3 separate regions of the Mus musculus genome follow, and all the other regions are linked to region 1. A link is a loop called in an ENCODE intact Hi-C map of the cell type or tissue named here. Cell type or tissue: left cerebral cortex. All regions are shown on one strand. Region 1 overlaps Atrn (attractin). Region 2 overlaps 4930402H24Rik (RIKEN cDNA 4930402H24 gene). Region 3 holds the start of 4930402H24Rik (RIKEN cDNA 4930402H24 gene).

Region 1 (5,000 bases):
GGTAGCAGCAAGGCACAGCACGGGAGCAGTAGCTAAGAGCTCGAATCTGATCTGCAAGCAAGTGGGAGGGAAGAAAGAGCAAAGGGAGGAGACAGACAGACAGGCAGACAGACACTGGGCCTAGCATGGGCTTTTGAAACCTCAAAGGTCACTCACTCCCAGTGACACACTCCCCCACAAGGTCACACCTCCTAATCCTTCCCAAAACAGTTCCACCAATCAGGACCAAGTGTTGAACCTATTGGAGCCATCCTCAACCAACCCATCACAGACAGTTTTTGAATCACCCCAGGCATAGTAATTAAAAGACACAAAGTAGTGTAGAACAGTGAAGTAACCTTATAAAATGGATGACAGCTCTAAAACAGGTGACAGGAGAGCGATGTGTAATATGAAAGGACAGTTTACTAGAGAAAGTAGTAGAAATGAGAGGACCAGGCTAACAATTCTAAAAATTTAGAATTGAAGACAAAATGTGGAAGGACACACATATACAAACACAATGATACTGCTTTGCAAAAGGAATGTTGAAAGAGGAATCTTTTAAATTATATGGAGAAAAATATAAAAGTCTTTTTTTTTTTTTAACATTTATGTATCCTGTGTGTTTGTGTGCCATAGTGCCTGTGTGGTCAGAAAAAGACTTGGAATGCTGTGCTGTGCTCCCACCCTGTAGGTGAGATCACTTGGGTTACCCAGGTCATCAGGCTGGCAGCAAAGCACTCTTCCTCTGTGAGCTTTCTTGCTGACCTAAGAAAAAATTGAAATACTAACTATGATTAACACACCTTGAACACTGTGTGTAAACAACCAAGAGAAAAAAAGCAGCAGCAAGAAAACAGTATGGCTCAGTACTCCTGAGCACAGTAAACAGTGTGAGGCAGGGTGTCCTGAGACTTTTCTTTTTGCCTATGTATGTTAAATTTACTGCTGAGCACATTTGCAACTTAGTAATACTGATAGGTACAAGAAAGAAAAAAAAATACCCTAAGGAAAAGACGTAGGATGTAGCCCAGAGGTGGGGTTCTCGCCTCCATGTGCAGGGCCTCTAATTATATGTAGCATCTCAAAAGAATAAAAAAAAAATTTAAAGCAAGATCTTCCAGAAAATCTTGTGCTCTCTTTAGTCCAAGGATTTAGAAAGACAAAACTTTCAATAGTAATGTCTCTATGCCAGCCAGATGCCACAGAAATCTAGCCCTGGCCTGATCTGTGCCAGTAAAGCTAAGTGGGGAGCCTGGATGTCCTTCCTTACCAGGATACAGTAAGATGCCCCAACGACTAGGGTTAGCACCAGAGACACCAAGTAGTCATAGGGCTTTCAGGTTCACCAGTTGGAAATACAGCTTCTGCCCAGACAGTGCCAGTAGAGGCCATGTGAGGACATTGACCTCTGCTGTCAGCAACAGTAATGGCAGTAATAAGTTGACCTTCTCCATCCTATGGGAGGGGTCTAAGAAGGCATAAAATCAAAGAGGATCTAGAGTCTCACAGCATGATATACAAAATCTGCCCAGCCAAGAGCTAATATGATCTCGTTTTGAATGAGAAATCAAAGAGACATTGACATTAGGGTGACACACATTAGAATTATCTGACAAGGAATGTAGTGCTAAGGATGAAGTCTGGTGCTTCCCATACGCTGAGCATGCCTTCTACCAACTGAACGACAGCCTCAGCAGTGGGCTGGTGCTGCAGTCTGGAGTATGTCGAGGTGTGTGAGATACAATGTCTGTGATTAACTGTGTCAGCATTAAAAATGGAATTTTAAGGTGGCCTACCTAAAACACTACAATGAGCAGCTACACACATATAAAACAAATGAAAGAATAGAAAGTCTCACCAAAACAAATACAAGACATAACAGGATACCAGAGGCCAGGTTAAGGCACTTGTCCAGCTGGGCCTGGTGACCCACTTGGGTGGAAGAAGGAACCAGTTCCTGGCAGTTGCCTTCTGATTATCTTTGTGCCTTGGCAAATACATGGCCTTGCCCAAATAAATAAATGTAATAATAATTATTAGAAAGAATCTTAAGTGGAGGGCCTGGAAGATGGCTGAGAGGCTAAGAGCATTTTCTCCTGCTCACAGCCAGCTGGGACTTCTGTTCTAGAGGATGTAGATGCCCTCTTGTGGCCTCTGCTGGCACTGCATGCGCATGGTACACAGATAGGAAGGCAAGCAAAACACTCAGACACATAAGATAAAAATAAATAAATCTAAAAAGAGAATATCAGATGGAGTTGTAAAATTGAAAAATGCAGCAATGGAAACAGAAATCCCAGTGGGTGGATTAGCATTGGCAGGACAGAGGCAAGAAAGAGCCAGCGAGCCTCCAGACAGACCATTAGAAATTCCACAGTCAGAACAATAGGGAGAACAGTAAATCTTACATTAAAAGAAGGCCAGGGCCTGGTAGCAAAAGGTTTTAATTTAAGCACTTGAGAGGGAGAGGAGGCAAATCTCTCTGATTGGGGGTTGGGGTTAATGGTGAATGCCATGACACCCTGCTCAGAGTTAGCCTTCTCCCCTAAAAAAATTTTAAATTCATTTTCAATGCTGACACAGTTAATCATAGACATTGTATCTCAGACACCTCAACATACTCCAGACTGCAGCACCAGCCCACTGCTGAGGCTGTCGTTCAGTTGGTAGAAGGCATGCTCAGCATTCGCGAAGCACCAGACTTCATCCTTAGCACTACATAAAACTGGGTGTGGTCATGCACACTTATAACTTCAGCACCATGGAGGCAGAGGCAGGATGATGAGAACTTGAGGATCATTCTCAGTTACATAGGGAGTTTGAGGTTAAGCAGGGGTACAGGAGGCCTGTCTCAAACAAACAGACAAACAGACAAACAAACAAACTTCAAAAAACTCTTGAAGTACTAGGCCTAGTACGTGCTGAGATTGTAGGTATATGTCATCATGCCTGTTGTAGAATGAGTGAGAGCGGACTCCATAGGCTTATAGATTTGAATCTTGGTGTCTGTCTATGTCATGTCATCCCTGCACAAAAGCCCACACTAGGCCCACACATTCTCTCTGTCTGCTGCATGTGGGTTAGATGTGAGCTCTCAGCTGCTGCTCCAGTGCCATGCCTGCCTGCTGCCAGGCTCCAGCCATGACGGTCAGGGACTAACTCTCTGAAACTGTAACCAAGTTCCCAATGAAATGCTTTCTTTCATAAGTTGCCTTGGTCATGGTGTCTCTTCACAGCAATAGCACAGTAACTAAGATACCTGGCTCCTCCCCTCCCCACCCCACCATTATTTACCATAAAGTAAACAATACACAGTTGGATAACATGATACTGAAGTTATTTTCCTGTTTCCTGATGTAACCCAATTTTGGACAAGATTAAGCCTTAAATAGCAAGCTGTGAGGCAGGATAAAGAAAAAGCTCGCAGGCCAATGTCTGCTTTACCAAATTCTGTTCAGCAGTCTAAAGCTGCCGTCACTTCGACTCCTGTGATGGCATTTCCATCACTATCTTAGATATTCCCTGGGTCACAACCTTTTAGTACACAGATTGCAACTCTGATGGAATGGCTGACTGCTTGGCTAATTAAAGCAAGCTAGAGTTTGTCTGGCTTCCTTGTCTGAATGGGGAGGTGGTATTTACAAAATTTTGTAAATAAACTACTATATTTGCATGATGTATATAAATTTGATGTGGCTGCTTTTAAATCATTTAACCTAAACTGTCCCACAGAATCATCTGTTTGATTGGAAAGATTGTAGCTTCAAGAGAATTTCTGCTGAACCTGAAATGATTCATAATGATGTGTCTGAAGAATGTGTGCTATCACCTACGGTTTTTGTTTTAGTTGATATTTGTACTTTAAGATTTCCTTTATGTATGTGTGTGTGTGTGTATTTATGTGAATGTATACCTCATGTATGTGGTGCTCAAGGACACCTGAAGAAGGGCTCTGGAGCTGGAGTTACAGGGAGTTGTGAGTGCTAGGAAAGAAAGCTGGGTACACTGGGAAATCAAAAGGTGCTTCTAACCACTGAGAAATCCTGCCAGCCCCTTGGTTTATTAAAAATATCAAACAAAACCAACACTAGTTACATAAGTATCTCTCTCTCTTTCTTTCTCTCTTTCTTTCTCTCTCTCTTTCTCTCTCTCTCTCTCTGTCACACACACACACACACACACACACACACACACACACACAAAGGATCCATAATAGTTCTTCTGTATCCCGGTTAAATATAAGTTCTTAGGGGCTAGAGAGATGGCTCAGCAGTTAAGAGTGCTTGTTGTTCTTCCAGAGGACCCAAGTTCAGATCCTAGTACACACATCAGGCAGCTCACAGCTACCCATATCTCCAGCTCCAGGAAGAACCAATCAATGCCTATGGCCCATGCAAGCACCAGCACACATATGCTCCACAAACATCCATATATATAGCTAAAAGTAATAAAAATAAATCTTCAAAAAATTAATTCTGGTTGAACTGAAAAAGATCACCTAACATTTAGAAAAAGCAGTTTACTAGTGAATAGGACATAAATCATGGTATCAAATATTCTGTTGTTAAAGGAAGCAACTAGAAAAAGCATGTGTTTGAAATAACCAATGGATACAAAACAAATGAGGCAACCCCAACATCTGTCAGTACCTTGCAAACCAACACAATAAATTTGATTTTATTTAAATCGTAGTTATTTTTCATGCTAGTAGTTTTGAAACACAATAAATTTGATTTTATTTAAATCGTAGTTATTTTTCATGCTAGTAGTTTTGAAACCAAGATCTAGATTTTGTATAGCCACATAAATACACATTAGAATTGCAAACTGATACGAGCTTCATCTTCATCAGTCTCTCTTCATGAAAAGCAGTTACAGGGACTGAGACATGACTCAGCAGTTACGGCATGGGCTGTTCTTCCATACGACATGGATTCAATTCTCAGTGCCCAAATGTTGGCTCACAACCATTTGTAACTCTGGTCCCAGGGGATCTGACACTCTTCTTGGCTTCT
Region 2 (5,000 bases), 130 kb before region 1:
ATAAATCTGCTGATCTTAACTTTCTAACTATAAGGATTTAAAAATGACCTTATTAATTTGAAGTAAAATGCTTATTTGCTAGGTATCCCCTGTGCAAAATTACAGGGTAAAAGCACATCTCTGGGAATTTAAACACACTCTTTATTTTTAATACTAAAATGTCCTTGCAATCATGAAATGTGTAGCAACTGGAAACTTCCAAAATAAATTCTTTCCAAACCACTGCATGTAAGGGAAGATATTTTATTTTATATGTGATATTTTTGTTTTGTTTTATTTTATTCATATGGGTATTGTGCTTGCATATATATCTGTGTATTACTTGTGTGCCTGGTAGTTGCAGAGAAGCCAGGAGACAGGGGTCTGATCTCCTCAGACTCAAGTCGCAGACAGTTGTGAGTCACTGTCTAGGCACAGGGAATTGGATCCAGTCCTCTGGAAGAACACCCAGTGTTCTTAACCACTGAGCCATCTCCCCAGACCCCTGAAAGAAAGGCCATTTTATTTTATTCAAGGCAAGGTCTTTTTATCCTAGCCCTGTCTCGGAATCTCCTAGGTAGACCAGGCAAGCCTCCCAAGTGCTGGGATTAAAAGCTTGAAACACTTTTCCTGGCCAAGAAATTTAAAGTCAAAATCTGAAACAAACAATAAACTGAAAAAATAAACTGATGGTGTCTCCTACTAACATTAGAAGCTGCATCTATGAAGTCTCACCAACATGACTGTCCAAGCATGGGCTGCACAGGGCCACCACCAATGGACATGCCAACATGGGCAGAGAAAAACCGGCGAAGCCTCAACCCTACACACAGAACTGTGGTCGCTGAGAAAAAGCTGCGAGTGGGAGAGCTGTTCTTCCCAAGGAAGAGCACACCAACTGGCTGTCCAGTGACAAATAGTCAGCCCTGAAAGCATACATAAAATAATATTATATGGACTGAGGAGATTAGATATAGGAATATATATATATACACACATATATACGTATATATGTATGTATGTATATATGCTCAATAATAATTAAAGAAAAAAGAGGCCAAGGATTGAAAGAGGGGGAGGGCCACATAAGAGGGTTTAGAGCAGTGGCTCTCAGCCTTCCTAATGCTGTGATCCTTTCATACAGTTTGTGGTGGTGACCCCAAACCACAAAATTATTATTGTTGCTCTTTCATAACTGTTATTTGTCACAATGTAAATGTCTTTTGGAGACAGAGGGTTGCCAAAGAGGTTGCAACCTGCAGGCTGAGAAACATGAAGGAAAGGTTAGGAAAATGTGTTACAATGTATTATAATGTCAAAACCTAAGAAGAAAAGGACCTGAAGAAGATCACAGTGGTGGCTGTGCATGCAAGCCTGCAGCAAGAGGCTGAGAAGCGCCTGCATCTGAAGCCAGCCTGATACAGAGTGAGAGCTTACCTCAGACGGAAAGGTAAGGAAAACCAAAGAAGATGCTAACTCAAAGTACTTTCAGTCTCCCTTTTCTGCGATCATAATAAAAAGGACAGCTCTAGCTAAACTATATGAATAGTATTGGGGTCTTTTCCAAGGTAAAATTTTCTCAGACAGAAAGATAAGGAAGAAAAAAATGAAGAAAGGATACTAACTCAAAGTCTCCTTTTTCTGTGATCTTAATAAAAAGAACAGCTCTAAGAAAACTATATGGGGGCTGGTGAGATGGCTCAGCGGGTAAGAGCACTGACTGCTCTTCTTAAGGTCCTGAGTTCAGATCCCAGCAACCACATGGTGGCTTACAACCACCCGTAATGAGATCTGACCCTCTCTTCTGATGCGTCTGAAAACAGCTACGGTGTACTTATAAATAATAATAAATAAATCTTAAAAAATATTAAAAAAAGAAAACTATATGGGTAGTATTGGGGTCTTTTCCAAGGTAAACTTCCAAAGATGATACAACTCAGAACTATTTAATAGGAAAACTCTTCACTGCATGACAGGCTTTCTTGTTTATTTTGTGGTGATCAGCAGCAGCCTTGGTGCCCACTAGATGCCAGTAGTGCCACAGATCGAGCCATGGCCATCAAAACTGTCTTCAGACATTGCTAAATGTCCCCCAAGGGACAAAACGGCCCCCCATCTGAGACCACACTACTCAAGTGAGATCATCTGACATGGAATGTTTGCTTTCATGGCATCCCAGCTGCCTTGCAAGTGCCTAGTCTCTTGTCCAGTCTTACTTGTTTGTTCTATGTCTCCTGACTCATCTTGCAGACAATTTATAATGCTAAGTACACGATATGAGAAGTAGCTCCTGGGCAACAGCCCACAGGAGCATCAACGCTCGCAGTGTCTCCAAGCCAGAGAAGGCAGACTGCAGGCAGAAAGCCTGCATTGTATTAAAGTCACACAAAAAAACAATTCCCAAAGACAGCAGGACAATAGCCCCTTGTTCCTCAGCTAAAGATCCACATAAAATCTTCTTTCTCACAGAGCAGCTTACAAGAGCAGTCCGTCTTTGCCTCAAAGCAGAGAGTGCTTTCACTGGCAACAGCACACGATCTGAACCTTCCGTGAAAAGGAGCAGCGGGCAATCCTAAGAAAAACTAGCACCCTGCCAAGAGACAAAGCCAAACACCAATGTCTGCTTTGGTCTCAAAGATGATTTACCCAATAAATGTATTCTGAAAACTGCTGCTGACAGTCCGTTATCCAGTCCATGACCAATAGGAATATTCTATTTTAATAGGTCAACACGGAAATGCTATTTTTCACTATTAAAAAGATAAAATCTTACCTGGTATAATCCTAGCTACTTGGGAGGCTGAGGCCAGAAGGCTGCCAATTTTAAGACCAATCACATTATTCAAACAGTAAAACAAAATAAGGCAAGAATTTAGTGGAGCTTTGGACTATTTAAATTCTGCTTATATTTTCCTATTAAAAGATCACAAACAGGGTGCTGAGTGTATGTCTTTAATCCCAGTACTAAGAAGGCAGAGGCAGGTAGATCTCAGAGTTCAAGGCCAGCCTGGTCTATACAGTGAGTTTCAAGCCAGTTAAAGCTATATGAGACTCTGTCTCAAAACAAATAAATAATAACAAAAACCCAAAAAACACAGACACAGAAATAAAAAATCATGAACTGGGGATGTCCAGATGGCTCAGCAGTTAAAAGTACTTGCTACTCTTCCAGAGGACCTGGGTTTGATTCCCAACACGTGAATGGTGATTTACAACCATCTGTAACTCCAGTTCCAGGAGATCTGATGTCATCTACTGGGCTCCAAGGGCCTCAAGCATGGGAGCACACACACATGCATACACACACACACAGTACACATACATACATGCAAGCAAAATAGTACAATACAGTAAAATTAAAATTAAAACAATTTTTACAAGAAGATCACAGCTGTGCGTGGTCTTTAATTCCAGCACTCGGGAGGCAGAGGCAGGTGGATTTCTGAGTTCGAGGCCAGCCTGGTCTACAGAGTGAGTTCCAGGACAGCCAGGGCTATACAGAGAAACCCTGTCTCAAAAAAAATCATGAATTAAGGGTCCAAAGAAATAAATGACTCTCTCCTACCTTTTGCTAATATAATATAGACTTACCATCTAGAATTTCTTCAGAAAATCCCGTTTTCTCAAAATCAGTGGCATTCTGACTGTACAAACCAAAAAGCAGGTAATTTGCCAGCTCTCTACAGCCTTCATTGTACCTGCTGTCAATTCCTGCAAAGCAAAGAAGGCTTAGGATTAGCTGGCCTATACCATGGAATACAGTAAGAGCCCGTTTAGTAAGGCCTTGATGGCCAAACCAGGTTTGTGCTAAAACTAAATAAATGACCCCTTGTAAGAGAAACGGGCTGAGGCATAAGGTACCTTCCTTGGATCTCAAAATCTACACAGGTCGGAGAATTAAGCAACAAGATTACTAAGGCTGTTAATTCTGAAAAGCATTTTTTCTTTCAGTTTTTACTTTACATGTATAGGTGTTGAACTTCCATATGTATGTGTATCATGTGTGGAAGAGCACCCTCCATGATCTACCAGATCCCCTAGAATTAGAGTTATAGATGGTTATGAGTCACCATGTAGGTGCTGGGAATAGAACCTGGGTTTTCTGGAAAAACACCAAGTGCTCTTATCTATGAACCACCTCCAGCCCATATGAAGCATTTCTTACGGGCAAAAGGAACCAGAAAATATGGTGTTCTGTGGATTTACTACAGATCTTGGAATATTTTGTTAGCCTAAGAACAGATCTCAGAGAGATCCTCATGAAAAAACGTATATGATCAACTAAAGACAAGTTAAAGTGGTTCGAAAAAAGAGGAAGACAAGTGGACAGACTAGCACCCACTGGCCCTTCCCAAATGTCAGAAGCAGTGTTTAGACTGCACTGTAAGGGGTGGTGCAGTGACACACACTCCTGCAGATAACCTTCACTAAGGTTAGTCTAGAAAGGCTGGACCAGAGACAAAAGGAAATTACACGACACTGTCTTTACTTCTGTCTCTCAATGACTTTGCCATCCGAGGACTACAGCTATTGGCAGGATGGAAGGATCAGAGGCAAGCAACTGCTCTCTGTGTGGTTTTGAAAAGAAAGGGTTGGGCTGGCTAGATGGCTCAGCGGGTAAGAGCACCTCCAAGGTCCTGAGTTCAAATCCCAGCAACCATATGGTGGCTCACAACCATTCATAACGAGATCTGATGCTCTCTTCTGGAGTGTCTGAAGACAGCTACAATGTGCTTACATACAATAAATAAATCTTAAAAAAAAAAGAAAAAAGAAGCCGGGTGGTGGTGACACACGCTTTTAATCCCAGCACTTGGGAGGCAGAGGCAGGCGGGTTTCTGGGTTCAAGGCCAGCCTGGTCTACAGAGTGAGTTCCAGGACAGCCAAGGCTACACAGAGAAACCCTGTCTCGAAAAAAAAAAAAAAGAGAGAAAAAAGAAAGAAGAAAGAAGAGAAAAGAGAAAAGAGAAAAGAGAAAAGAAAAAAGAAAAAAGAGAAGAAAGGGTTGCAGCAGGCACAGT
Region 3 (5,000 bases), 110 kb before region 1:
TAAAAATAAATTTTAAAAAATCAAAGGAAAAAAAGAGGGAGAAAGAGAAAACAAAAGAAAATAAAGAGGCAGAGCGATGGCTCAGTGTGTAAAAGTGCTTTATGTGCAAGCCTGATGACCAAGCTCGATTGCCAGACTCACTTCGGAAGGGGAATCAGATCATGGAAATTACCCTCTTGACCTCTACACACATGCCTTGGGGCCAACATGTCTGCATCTCTCCCTTAACACACACACACACACACACAAACCTGCTAATAATAAATAATTAAAAAAAATTAAAATCAAATAAGTAAGCCAGATGTGGTAATATACTGCTGTAATCCCACCATTCTGGAGACAGAGGCAGGGAAATCACCACAAGTTCAAGGTGAGCTCAGACAACACAGCACGTTCCAGGCCAGCCAGGGCTCCATAGCAAGACAGACAGACAGACTGACAGAGACAGTGACAGAGAGACAGAGACAGAGATGGCAGGTAGTATTCTGGGGATGCATTTTTATGATAAAGTTGCTTCTCCACATCCAAGGCTCAAAGTATTCAAAGCAAGGGTTGGCAAAATAGCTCAGTGGGTAAAGGAGTTTGTCACCAAGACTGATGGCATGAATTGGATCCCTGAGGCAAACATTCACACATGATGGAAGGAAAAGAAAGATGAAAGAATAAAGTTATCCTCTGACTGTTACATGTGCTCTGGGACACACACACACACACAGACACATACATACACATACTTTTGGTTAAACAAATAAAAATGTGGAGATGGCCCAGCAGTTAAGAGCATGTACCCTCTTGTAGAGGACCTGAGATCAGGTCCCAGCACCCATGTCAGGGGACCCACAACTGCCTGTAACTCCAGTTCTAGAGAATCTGACGCCCTCTTCTGGACCCACTGGGAATCTGCATTCACCTGGGCTTTCCTTATACACAGTACGCTCACAGAAATAATCTAAAATGAACTACTTTAAAATACAATTCTTTTTAAAATTTAAATAGATTCCCGAGCTTATGATGGGGATACAGTTCAGAGGCAGAGCATTTGGTTACCATGTTCACGGCTCTGGGTTCCATCCCCAGCACCACATCAAACAAATGTGGCACCGGACACACACACACAGGCAGACAGGCAGACACACACATCCCTCCAGAGAGGTTTATCGCCAGGCTGCTCAAAGTTCTAATGCATCCTGTTTAAATTTCATACAAAGCTGAAATACTTTCAGTGATCCTCTCTGGCCGAAGGATTGAGAAAGGATGGAGACTGTTCCCATGAGCAGCTACACACTACAAACTGTAAACCCCAGAAAGAATTCCTGTTGGGGGCAGAGAAATCCACACAGTGTCAAAGTAGAAGCAAACCAGGTCTCCCAGATGCATTGTTTCATTACTATCTCATTGCTTTTCTTCCTTCACGGCTTAGTCATTCAATAAACACATTGCCAGAGTATATGAAGGAGTCCTGAGAAATGAAGAATGAGAATTAGTTTTGGGGCCTGCAGAATGGCTCAGTGGGTAAAGGCACTTGGCTGCCAAGAGACCTGGCTGAGTCCAATCCTGGTGACCCACATAGGAGAAAGGGAAGAAAAGACTCCTGGCAAGGTGTCCTCTGACCTTCATACTCCCAGTGGCAAGCACAGTGAGTCTCTCTCTCTCACATATACATACACACTACATATATACACACACAATACACACACATAAAACACATACACACACACAATACATGCATCTACACACACAAACACAGACACAATTTAAAAATAAAAAAGAAGCCAAGCAAAGTGGCTCATATCTTTAATCCCAGCACTGAGAAGCAAGTGGATCTGTGAGTTCAAAACCAGTCAGGCCTACAAAGTGAGTCTCTGTCTTAGGAAAAAAAAAGTCATTTTCATTCTTCATAGTTTTGATAAAAGACAACAAAACTCTACAAAACACAAGGCTAGATGTGCTATAGCACTTGTCCAGCAAAAGCAATGTATTGGGATTTGACCCTCAATACTAGAAAGAAACACACACACACAGACAGAGAGAGAGAGAAGAGAGAGACAGACATGAGAGAGGAGAGAGAGAGAGAGAGAGAGAGAGAACACAATACAACACTCAATCAAGAACACAGAAAAAGCCGGCCAGACACGGTGGCACAGACTCAGCATTCAGGAGGCAGAGGCAGGTGGATCTTTTCGGGTTCAAGGTCAGCCTGGTCTACAGTGAGACCCGGTCTCAATTAAAAAAAAAAAAAAAGACAGAAAATAGGATAAGCTATTCTAATATTAGTTGACAACCCCCACTCAAGGGAACAATAGCATATTGCTTTGCCAAATGGCTGCAAGTAAGCAAACAAAAAAGGCCTCTTCTGGTTTAATGACAGGTTAGCAGTACCCAAACCCCAATGACTCCTCCCTTCCCTTTCTTATAGGCTCCTACTGCAACACCTCCACCACTCCAACCTCCGCGTTTCTCTGGCAGCCGCATACTAGCTCCTTCACAAACAAAGCCCGGACGGCTATCAAGGTCAGCCCCAAAGACAGAGAGCAGAAATTGGAAACAGATCTTCTGTATGGAAAAGGGCAGGGCAGCACTCCCTAATATCAACTCCCCTTCCAGTCCACCCGCACTCCTTATCACGAACCTAGTGTCAGCCGCTCTGGGGGGTTCCGAGCCTCCTTTTCCCTCTCCATCCAGTTTCCTTTTTCTTCCTGCGCCCCCAATGACCTTCAAGCCCCTGAAACAGGTGCTCCCCAAGGGAAAGGGGTTGGATGCAGTGGCCAGGGACAGGTGAGCGGAGTTCCCTGTACACGCAGGGGACTGGAAACTCTATAATCGAGCGGCAGTCTGGGGCAAAGGGTCTGGACACCTAGGAGCAAAGGGGTTTACGCGGCAGTTTCGGGAGCTCCACTCGCGTGAACACAGGGCCTCTAGCGGTGGGCTGTCGGTGGGGAAGGTTTAAGGGAAAACCGGTCCATGGGGTGGGGATGTCACAATGGGGTCTTCCCGGAAACCGCAGTGGGTTGTCGAGCTACAGACATAGCAGGGTCCCTCCAGAAGGCCGCCTGTCCCTGGGCAAACGTTCTTCTCAGAGCCGTTTGAAACAATCCTCCGCAAGGAAGCCATATCAGACCACGCCCTGCCGCCCGAGGCGTAGCCGCCCCAAGGCGCATCCCGGGCCACCCTCGGCTGTCTCGACGCGGCATACCTGACGGAGGCCGCCCCACTGCCAAAGGTGCCAGCGAAGCGCGCGGGGGACAGCCCCAGCTGCTGGGGGTCGAACGAGTCCATGGAGGCTGGCGGCGTAGGACCTGGGGGCCGCGGAGGGTCGCTGGGGCCGGCACCGCTGCGGGCCAGCGGCAGGGCGGAGCGAGGGTGCGCCAAGGGGGCGGGGTCGGCGCGCGCGGGCACGCGGGGGCGGGGCGGGAGCGCGCGCAGCGGGGGCGTCAGTGTGAGTCCGGCCCAGCGCCGCACCGTGCTGCGGAGGAGCCAGACGGACTTGGGGTGCGGGCCGCCAGGCGCAGGCTCCGGGACACCACACCTCCGGGCCCTAAGGTCTCTCAGTGCGGTGAGGGTTCTGCGGGAGCTACAGCCACGCTCGCGGACGCGCCCGGGGCGGGGTCTCGCTCCCGCGAGGGCCGGGCTAGGCTTCTTCTGGTCTGTATTTGGCTTTATCTCTAGGTGTCCTGGACCGCTGCCTGGCTACAGTTATCTGTTTCACATCAGTTGCCTATCCATCCTTGGAACGTTCGGCCCCTTAGCGATGCGGCCTGTTGAGAGCACTGGCATCAGTGTGCTCACAGTATCCCAGGAGACGCCTGCCTTTGCAGTTCAGAGTCTGGATAGAATTGTTTCCAGCTGTGGGTCGGTGGGCCAGAAAAAATCTCAGAGCCCAAGTTCCTTCCTGCATAAAGTGGAGAGTTGCTTACTATATACAAGGTCTACTTTAGCATCACATATCGACCTTGTCAAGATGTCCTACGTGTCCTAAATTCATCTTTTCATGGTAAATTATAACACCACAAGACTAGTTTCCCTGCTACAATGATCAGCCTTTGAATTATTTATAAATAGTACTGGCTGAAAAAAATCCTTCTTCCACTCATAAAGATTTTAACAATCCCCAAGGTATCTCTTGCAGGTTTGAAAAAGAGAAGGAACTAAAATGCTTATTTTTATACTTAAAGGAAAATAAAATTTTGCCTTCAGACCCAACTCGTGAATGTGTAACCATTGTTTAGAGGTAACCAACACAGTATCTGAAAATCAGCCAATCAGAGACAGCCTCTCTTCAGGGGCTTCCAAATCAGCCAGTTATCAACAGCTTCTGAAACCCAGCTAATCATTGACAGCAGCCCAATCAGCAGCGCAATGACCAGGCTTCCGAATGAAAGAGCCTTTCTTAGCTGCTTTGTTCTGTAGACCACTGTTAACAGCCAGGAGACTGTAAATTGCTAAACAGTCAATTTATTGAAACACCTCGAGCTTTTACGCACCCAGTCATTATATACATCTCCAGCTCTGTTAATCAGCTTTGAGAATACATCTTTTCTCTACAAGCAAATGTGATATTCACCTTCTTCCTTCCTCCTCCATTTGGTATGTTTTATGTAGCCTAGGCTGACCTTGAACCCCTGAACTTGAACCCTTGAACTCTTGCTTCAACCTCCTAAATTCTGAGATTACAGGCCTGCATCATCATGTCCAGATGGAAGGCTACTACAATTTGTAGCACAGAACAAAATTGTGTGCCTTTGGTTGCTTGGCCAATGTCGTGGTATGCAGATATCACATCTTTTGTATTCATTTATCAGTTAATGAATATAGAAGCTTTTTTCCACACTTTCTGTGCCTTAGCTTAATGCCAATATGACCAAATACCGAAAGTTTTTGTGTAGACATGTTTTTAATTCTCCTGTATATGTAGTATACTCCTAGAAGTGTACTGCTTGATTATACTGAAAGTCTGTGTTTAATAATTTGAGGCATCTTTTTGTTTTCCAAAAAAGCTGCAC

Evidence for each region. A loop is a pair of places that touch in the nucleus more often than their neighbours do. Peaks named below come from ENCODE experiments on the same cell type or tissue, not always from the same donor. Only the 100,000 strongest peaks of a DNase experiment are listed, where the experiment ranks them.
Region 2: a loop joins it to region 1, with 12 times the contacts of the local background. A loop is called at or near these places in 21 of 42 quality-filtered maps.
Region 3: it touches region 1 in a loop (2.8-fold over the local background); 6 of 42 quality-filtered maps call a loop at or near these places.

The regions. Positions count from the first base shown.
Region 1 is chr2:130,948,625-130,953,624 of GRCm38, forward strand. The region is part of intron 6 of Atrn (attractin); the gene reads left to right. Among named protein-coding and RNA genes, the nearest start is that of Atrn, 45 kb to the left of the region's middle. In left cerebral cortex, a CTCF peak has its summit at 2,140 (motif pointing left); DNase peaks (open chromatin) are centred at 2,140, 2,689, 3,031 and 3,396.
Region 2 is chr2:130,816,899-130,821,898 of GRCm38, forward strand. It overlaps 4930402H24Rik (RIKEN cDNA 4930402H24 gene), which reads right to left. Exons shown (of 37, transcript NM_029432.2): 3 at 3,571-3,690. Among named protein-coding and RNA genes, the nearest start is that of 4930402H24Rik, 21 kb to the right of the region's middle. In left cerebral cortex, a CTCF peak has its summit at 2,003 (motif pointing right); a DNase peak (open chromatin) is centred at 2,325; H3K27ac peaks cover 1,520 bases.
Region 3 is chr2:130,836,771-130,841,770 of GRCm38, forward strand. It overlaps 4930402H24Rik (RIKEN cDNA 4930402H24 gene), which reads right to left and starts at 3,375. Exons shown (of 37, transcript NM_029432.2): 1 at 3,194-3,375. The coding sequence starts at 3,276. In left cerebral cortex, CTCF peaks have their summits at 904 (motif pointing left) and 2,914; DNase peaks (open chromatin) are centred at 1,520, 2,184, 2,465, 3,119 and 3 more places; H3K4me3 peaks cover 3,538 bases; H3K27ac peaks cover 3,596 bases.